Regions from separate parts of the Homo sapiens genome. Here region 2 is linked to region 1. Evidence: chromatin loops called from intact Hi-C (ENCODE). Cell type or tissue: Caco-2. All regions are shown on one strand. Links, peaks and the distances in the headings refer to the core of each region. The heading gives the core; the rest is flanking DNA. Region 1 overlaps MRPL30 (mitochondrial ribosomal protein L30). Region 2 overlaps TSGA10 (testis specific 10).

The links. Peaks named below come from ENCODE experiments on the same cell type or tissue, not always from the same donor. Only the 100,000 strongest peaks of a DNase experiment are listed, where the experiment ranks them.
Region 2: a loop joins it to region 1, with 5 times the contacts of the local background. A loop is called at or near these places in 3 of 110 quality-filtered maps.

Annotation. Positions count from the first base shown.
Region 1 is chr2:99,195,738-99,198,659 of GRCh38, forward strand. It overlaps MRPL30 (mitochondrial ribosomal protein L30), which reads left to right. Exons shown (of 6, transcript NM_145212.4): 6 at 1-2,922. Among named protein-coding and RNA genes, the nearest start is that of MRPL30, 16 kb to the left of the region's middle. In Caco-2, for the core only: no CTCF peak of the experiment used is centred there; no DNase peak of the experiment used is centred there.
Region 2 is chr2:99,084,267-99,087,188 of GRCh38, forward strand. The region is part of intron 10 of TSGA10 (testis specific 10); the gene reads right to left. Among named protein-coding and RNA genes, the nearest start is that of C2orf15, 56 kb to the right of the region's middle. In Caco-2, for the core only: a CTCF peak has its summit at 1,297 (motif pointing right); no DNase peak of the experiment used is centred there.

The DNA.
Region 1 (2,922 bases), core at 244-2,743:
TTGTTTTTATTTAAAGATGGTGAGAAAGTGTTTTCATTAAAATATGTTTTCAAAACCATTTTCAGGCCGGGCACGGTGGCTCACCTGTAATCCCAGCACTTTGGGAGGCCAAGGCGGGCAGATCACCTGAGGTCAAGAGTTCGAGACCAGCCTGACCAACATGGAGAAACCCCCATCTCTACTGAAAATACAGAATTAGCCAGGCATGGTGGCACATGCCTGTAACCCAGCTACTCGGGAGGCTGAAGCAGGAGAATCACTTGAACCCGGGAGGCAGAGGTTGCAGTGAGCTGAGATGGTGCCACTGTACTCCAGCCTGGGTGATAGGATGAGACTCCATCTCAGGGGAAAAAAAAAAATTTTTTTTTCACTGACTAAACCTGCTGCAGCTCTCTTTTACTACAGACTTGGAGATTTTAGTTTAATTTGGTTTAATTCTCTGTCCTTTCCCTTTCACTGTTTCACTCCAAAACATGTAAGAATGGCAATGTTTGAACATCTGCGTTTGGGTCTACTGCCACCTTAGCAAGCCTCATTAACCATTTTATAAAAATTGCGTTAGTATTGTTGTTGTTGTTTTTGAGACAGGGTCTTGCTCTGTCACCCAAGCTGGAATACAGTGGCATGATTTCAGTTCACTGCAGCCTCGACCTCCCAGGCTCAAGTGATCCTCCCACCTCAGCCTCCAGAGTAGCTAGGACTACAGGCAGTGTGCCACCACATCCAGCTAATTTTTTAAAGTTTTTTCATAGAGACAGGGACTCACTATGTTGTCCAAGCTGGTCTCAAACTCCTGGGTTCAAGCCATCCTCCCACCTCAGCCTCCCAAAATGCTGGGATTACAGGCATGAGCCACTGTACCCAGCCAAAATTGTTTTCTTTTTTAAGTGAATTCAACAATTTCTGTGAGTGGCTCTTTGCATGAACACTGTGCAAGGTGTTGGAGAAATCCAAAGCTGACCAAAACATGGTCCCCACCTTTTGGAGCTTACAGTCTGTTCTGGGGAACAGAGATTCAGCCAAAGTCAAGAAACACTGGATGCCAGCTAGATTATCTGTTCTGTGCTTTGGTGTCTATAAGTACATATGTGGATATGGGTTCATTTTATCCCTAAACTTAGTACCAAACCAGCATTTAATATCTAATTATAAATCTAATTTGGCCTAAACTTTATTATTGCACACTGCCTGAACAAAACCTATTTGTCTCTATGTAAATTTTTTCCTCATGGAACAAGGGTGTGAAATGAAAATATTTTAGGATTTATTCAAAAACAGACTATTCTGTTTTCAGCTTCAGAATTGTTCTTTGAATCCTAAGGAACCTCTGTCAACAGTTGAGGTTGCTGTTGAAAAGAAAGAAGAAGGAGGCGGAAATCTCTCAGGGAGAATTATTTCCTTTCTTTTCTATTTTAGATACCTGGAGGGGTGGGGAGAAGTAAGAATTGTAAGGGAGGTTCAGTAGTGGGGAATTCTGTGACAGCTGATTGAAGATGATGATGAAGAACCTCTGCATTCTAGTTACCCTTTGCTTCCCTTCACCTCTTGTAAAATTTGGCTTGGCAACAATGACATTGTCATGCTTATTGTCCCAATATCCATCCTGTCGTAGATCTTAATGTTTTTGATCGTTGCGTTAAAGTGGAAGTGCCACCCACAGTGAAACCAGATCCCATTAATAAATAAGCTTAAAGGCAACTGCAGTTTTAATTCCATAGTTATTGAATATCCAGTGTGTGTAAGGCCTGGAGGGGAGCCAAAGGACACTAACTTCTAAGAGCTCCGTCTAGTTGGAGAGAAACCTGTGTGCCACAACATACAGTGTCCTTGCTTATGTGGGGTCGAAGACATCTGTGAAAATAAAAGCAGCCTCTGCTAATTTAGCGCCATCTCTTTTACTGTGCTAATTTTTTTTTCTTTAGAGACAGGGTCTCACTCTGTCGCCCAGCCTGGAGGGCAGTGGTGTGATCGTAGCTCACTATTACCTCCAACTCTTGGGCTCAAGTGATCCTCCCACCTCAGCCTCCTGAGCAGCTAGGACTACAGATACATGCCACCGCTCCCGGCTAGTATTTTTTAAAATTTTTTGTAGAGCCAAGTGTTGCTATGTTGTCCACACTGATCTGGAGCTTCTAATCTCAAATGATTCTCCTGCCTCAGCCTCCCAAAGTGCTGGGAATACAGGTGTGAGCCACCATACCTGGCCTTACTGTACTAATATTAATATTGTGTAAATAGGGGAAAATACCATGGTTAATTTTTACTCAAACAGTAAGAAAGTTTGAGTAACTAATTTTAATCTCAACAGCCCATAGCTAGAAGAGGGGATCTAAATGTTAAGTTGAATATTTAGAAATAAAAGTGTCTACAAGAAGAAAAGTCTTTAGTGAAAATATGGGCATAGGCCAGCAGCATTAGCTTTCTATTGCTGCAGAACAAATTACCACAAACTTAGCTGCTTAAAACAACACACACTTATTGTCTCACAATGTTTGTGGGTCGGAAGTCTAGGCGTGGCTTAGCTGGGTAGTCTGTTTAGGATCTCAGTGCTGGAAAAACGTGTCTGGCCAGGTGCTCATTGTAGCTTTGACAGGGAAGGGATCTGCTCCCAAGCACTCTCAGGTTGTTGGCAGAATTTGTTTCCTTATGGCTGTAGGATTCATGGCAAGTTGCTTCTTCCAAAACCAGCATTGGAGACAGACTAGCAAGATGGGCACTACACTCTTAGATAATCAAATAAATGCAATCATGTGCCTCGTGTCACCTTTTTTGCATTCCATTCATTAAGAACAAGTTGCAGTTCCTACCTACACTCAAGGAAGGGAGGAATTACACAGAAGTGTGACCACAGGAGGCAGGGCTCATGGAGGCCTCCTTAAAGTCCCCCAGCCAAACCTGAAAAGTCAATCCTGGACCTTATCA
Region 2 (2,922 bases), core at 318-2,817, 110 kb before region 1:
ATCTCATGTTGAAATGTGATTTCCAATGTTGGAAGTGGGGCCTGGGGAAGAGATGACTGGATCACGGGGGCAGGTCCCTCATGAATGGTTTAACACTATCCCCTTGGTGATAAGTGAGATCTCGCTAGTTAGTTCACATGAGATCTGGCTGTTCAAAGAAATCTGGGACCTCCCCTTTTCTCTTGCTCCTGCCCTTGTCATGTGATGCACTGGCTCCCCCTTTGCTTTCCACCAAGATGGCAAGCTGTCTCGTGCCCTCACCAGAAGCAAATGCCAGCACCATGCTTCCTGTACAGCCTGCAGAACCATAAGCTAAAATAAATTTCCTTTCTTTTAAAATGACCCACACTCAGGTATTTCTTTATGGCAACACAAGAATAGACTAATAGAGCCTCCTGATGTCTCTTCATCTAGGGTAGCAAAAGGTGAAAAACTGACAAAGCAGGTGTATATGAGGCAGAAAGTGATAGTGGTTTTATGGCATCAGCGTCTCTCCCATCCCCCCATACCATGAACTCAAAGAGGCTGATATTGTTAGTCACCCAAGAGCATTGTTTTACACAATAACTTATATCTCCATGGCAAAATGTGTCCCAGGGCCAAAATTATAAGACATTTGAGATGGCCAGTCATTTAAAAACGAAACAAAACCCACTGATTACAAAATCAAGCAGAAGCTGGTATATTAGAATAAGTGCATCCAGGCCGGGAGCGGTGGCTCATGTCTGTAATCCCAGCACTTTGGGAGGCCAAGGTGGGTAGATCATGAAGTCAGGAGTTTGAGAACAGCCTGAACATGGTGAAACCCTGTCTCTACTAAAAATACAAAAATTAGCCGGGCACAGTGGCATGCACCTGCAATCCTAGCTACTCAGGAGGCTGAGGCAGGAGAATTGCTTGAACCCAGGAGGCGGAGGTTGCAGTGAGGTGAGATCGCACCACTGCACTCCAGCCTGGGTGACAGAGTAAGACTCCGTCTCAAAATTAATTAATTAATTAATTTAAAAAATGCATCCAAAAAAGTAATTAGCCCAAAAAAATTTAAAAGAAAGGAGAAGCCAGGCATGATGGCTCATGTCTATAATCCTAGCACTTTGGGAGGCCAATGTGGGAGGATCACTTGAGGCTGGGAGATCAAGACCAGCCTGGGCAACATAGGAAGACCCCCATCTCTATAAAAATTTTTTTAAAAATTAGTCAGGCACAGCGGCACATGTCTGTGGTCCCAGCTACTTGGGAGGCTGAGGCAAGAGAATCACTTGTGCCTGAGAGGTCAAGGCTGCAGTGAGCTGTGACTGTGCCGCTATACTCCAGCCTGGGCAACAGAGGGCAATCCTGTCTTTAAAAAAAAAAAAAAAAAAAAAAAAAGTTGTTTTTTTGGAGGTTCTAGAAAAATTTAAAAAACTAAAAGACACTGCTAGATATTATCAATATGAAAAAAGACAAGGAAAAAAGTTACAAATAACAGTTATAAGAAATGTAGTAGATGAAGTTAAAAAAAATACATGTTGTAAATAGTAGAATGGATACACTTGATAAATGAATTAGCACACTGACAACAAATTGAAGAAATTTCAGTAGAAGGATAAACAAATAGAAAACAAGAAATAAATGTAGAAGACTTACCAAAGCTGACTTTGAGACTTACTACAGTATTCAAGATGGTATGGCATTAGTCTACGGATCAACAGACTAATAAAGCAGAATACAGAGCACAGAAATAGACCACAGATATATGGTCAATCGATTTTCAATAAATACACCAAAGCAATCCAATGGGGAAAGGAAACAATTGGTGCTAAAACAACTGCATTGCCCTGAGTGATGAAATATTCTGTACAACAAACACCCATGACAGGGGTTTACCTACATAACAAACCTATACATGTACCCCTCAACTTAAAAGTTGAAAAGTAAAATAAAATGAACAAAAACAAACCAAAAAACACAATTGTATTCTTTTGTGGAAAAAAAAGAACTCTGACCACTACATGACACCATACACGAAAAACCTAACCATAAAATGTAAAATTACAATGCTTTTGGAGAAAGCATAAACATGTATGTTAAAAGTTTTAACCAATCCTGGTAATCAAATCCAACCAAATCAGAATCTACTATGACCAAGTGGGGTTTACCCAGGCATGCCAGGTTGGTTTACAATTTGAAAACTAAAAATTAATCAATAATAACTCATCATATTAACAGACTGATAAAGAAATAATTATGATCATATCAACAGATGCAGAATAAGCATTTGACAAAATCCAATATCCATTCTTAATAAGAACACTCAGCAAATTACAAATAGAAGACACTTTTTCCAATCTCATAATAGGCATCTATGAAAAGCTTATTGCTGACGTTACAAAGATGAAAGGCTGAATTGCTTTCCTTCCAAAACCAGGAACAAAACAAGGATGACTGTTCTCATTCTTCTGTTGAACACTGTACCAGAGGTTCTACCAAGTAAATAAGGAAAGAAAAAGAAACACAAGGCATTAAGATTAGAAAAGAAGCAAAACTCTTAATTCACAGGTGACATGATAATCTACATAGGAAATCCTATAAAATCTACCAAAAAACTGAGGCTAGATGTTCAAGACCACCCTGGACAACAGCAAGACCCTGTGTCTAAAAAAAAAAAAAATTTGGGGGCCGGGCGCAGTGTCTCATGCCTGTAATCCCAGCACTTTGGGAGGCCAAGGAGGGCGAATCACGAGGTCAGGAGATTGAGACCATCCTGGCTAACACAGTGAAACCCCGTCTCTACTAAAAATACAAAAAATTAGCCACGTGTGGTGGTGGGCACCTGTAGTCCCAGCTACTGGGGAGGCTGAGGCAAGAGAATGGCGTGAACCCGGGAGGCAGAGCTTGCAGTGAGCCAAGATCATGCCACTGCACTCCAGCCTGGGCGACAGT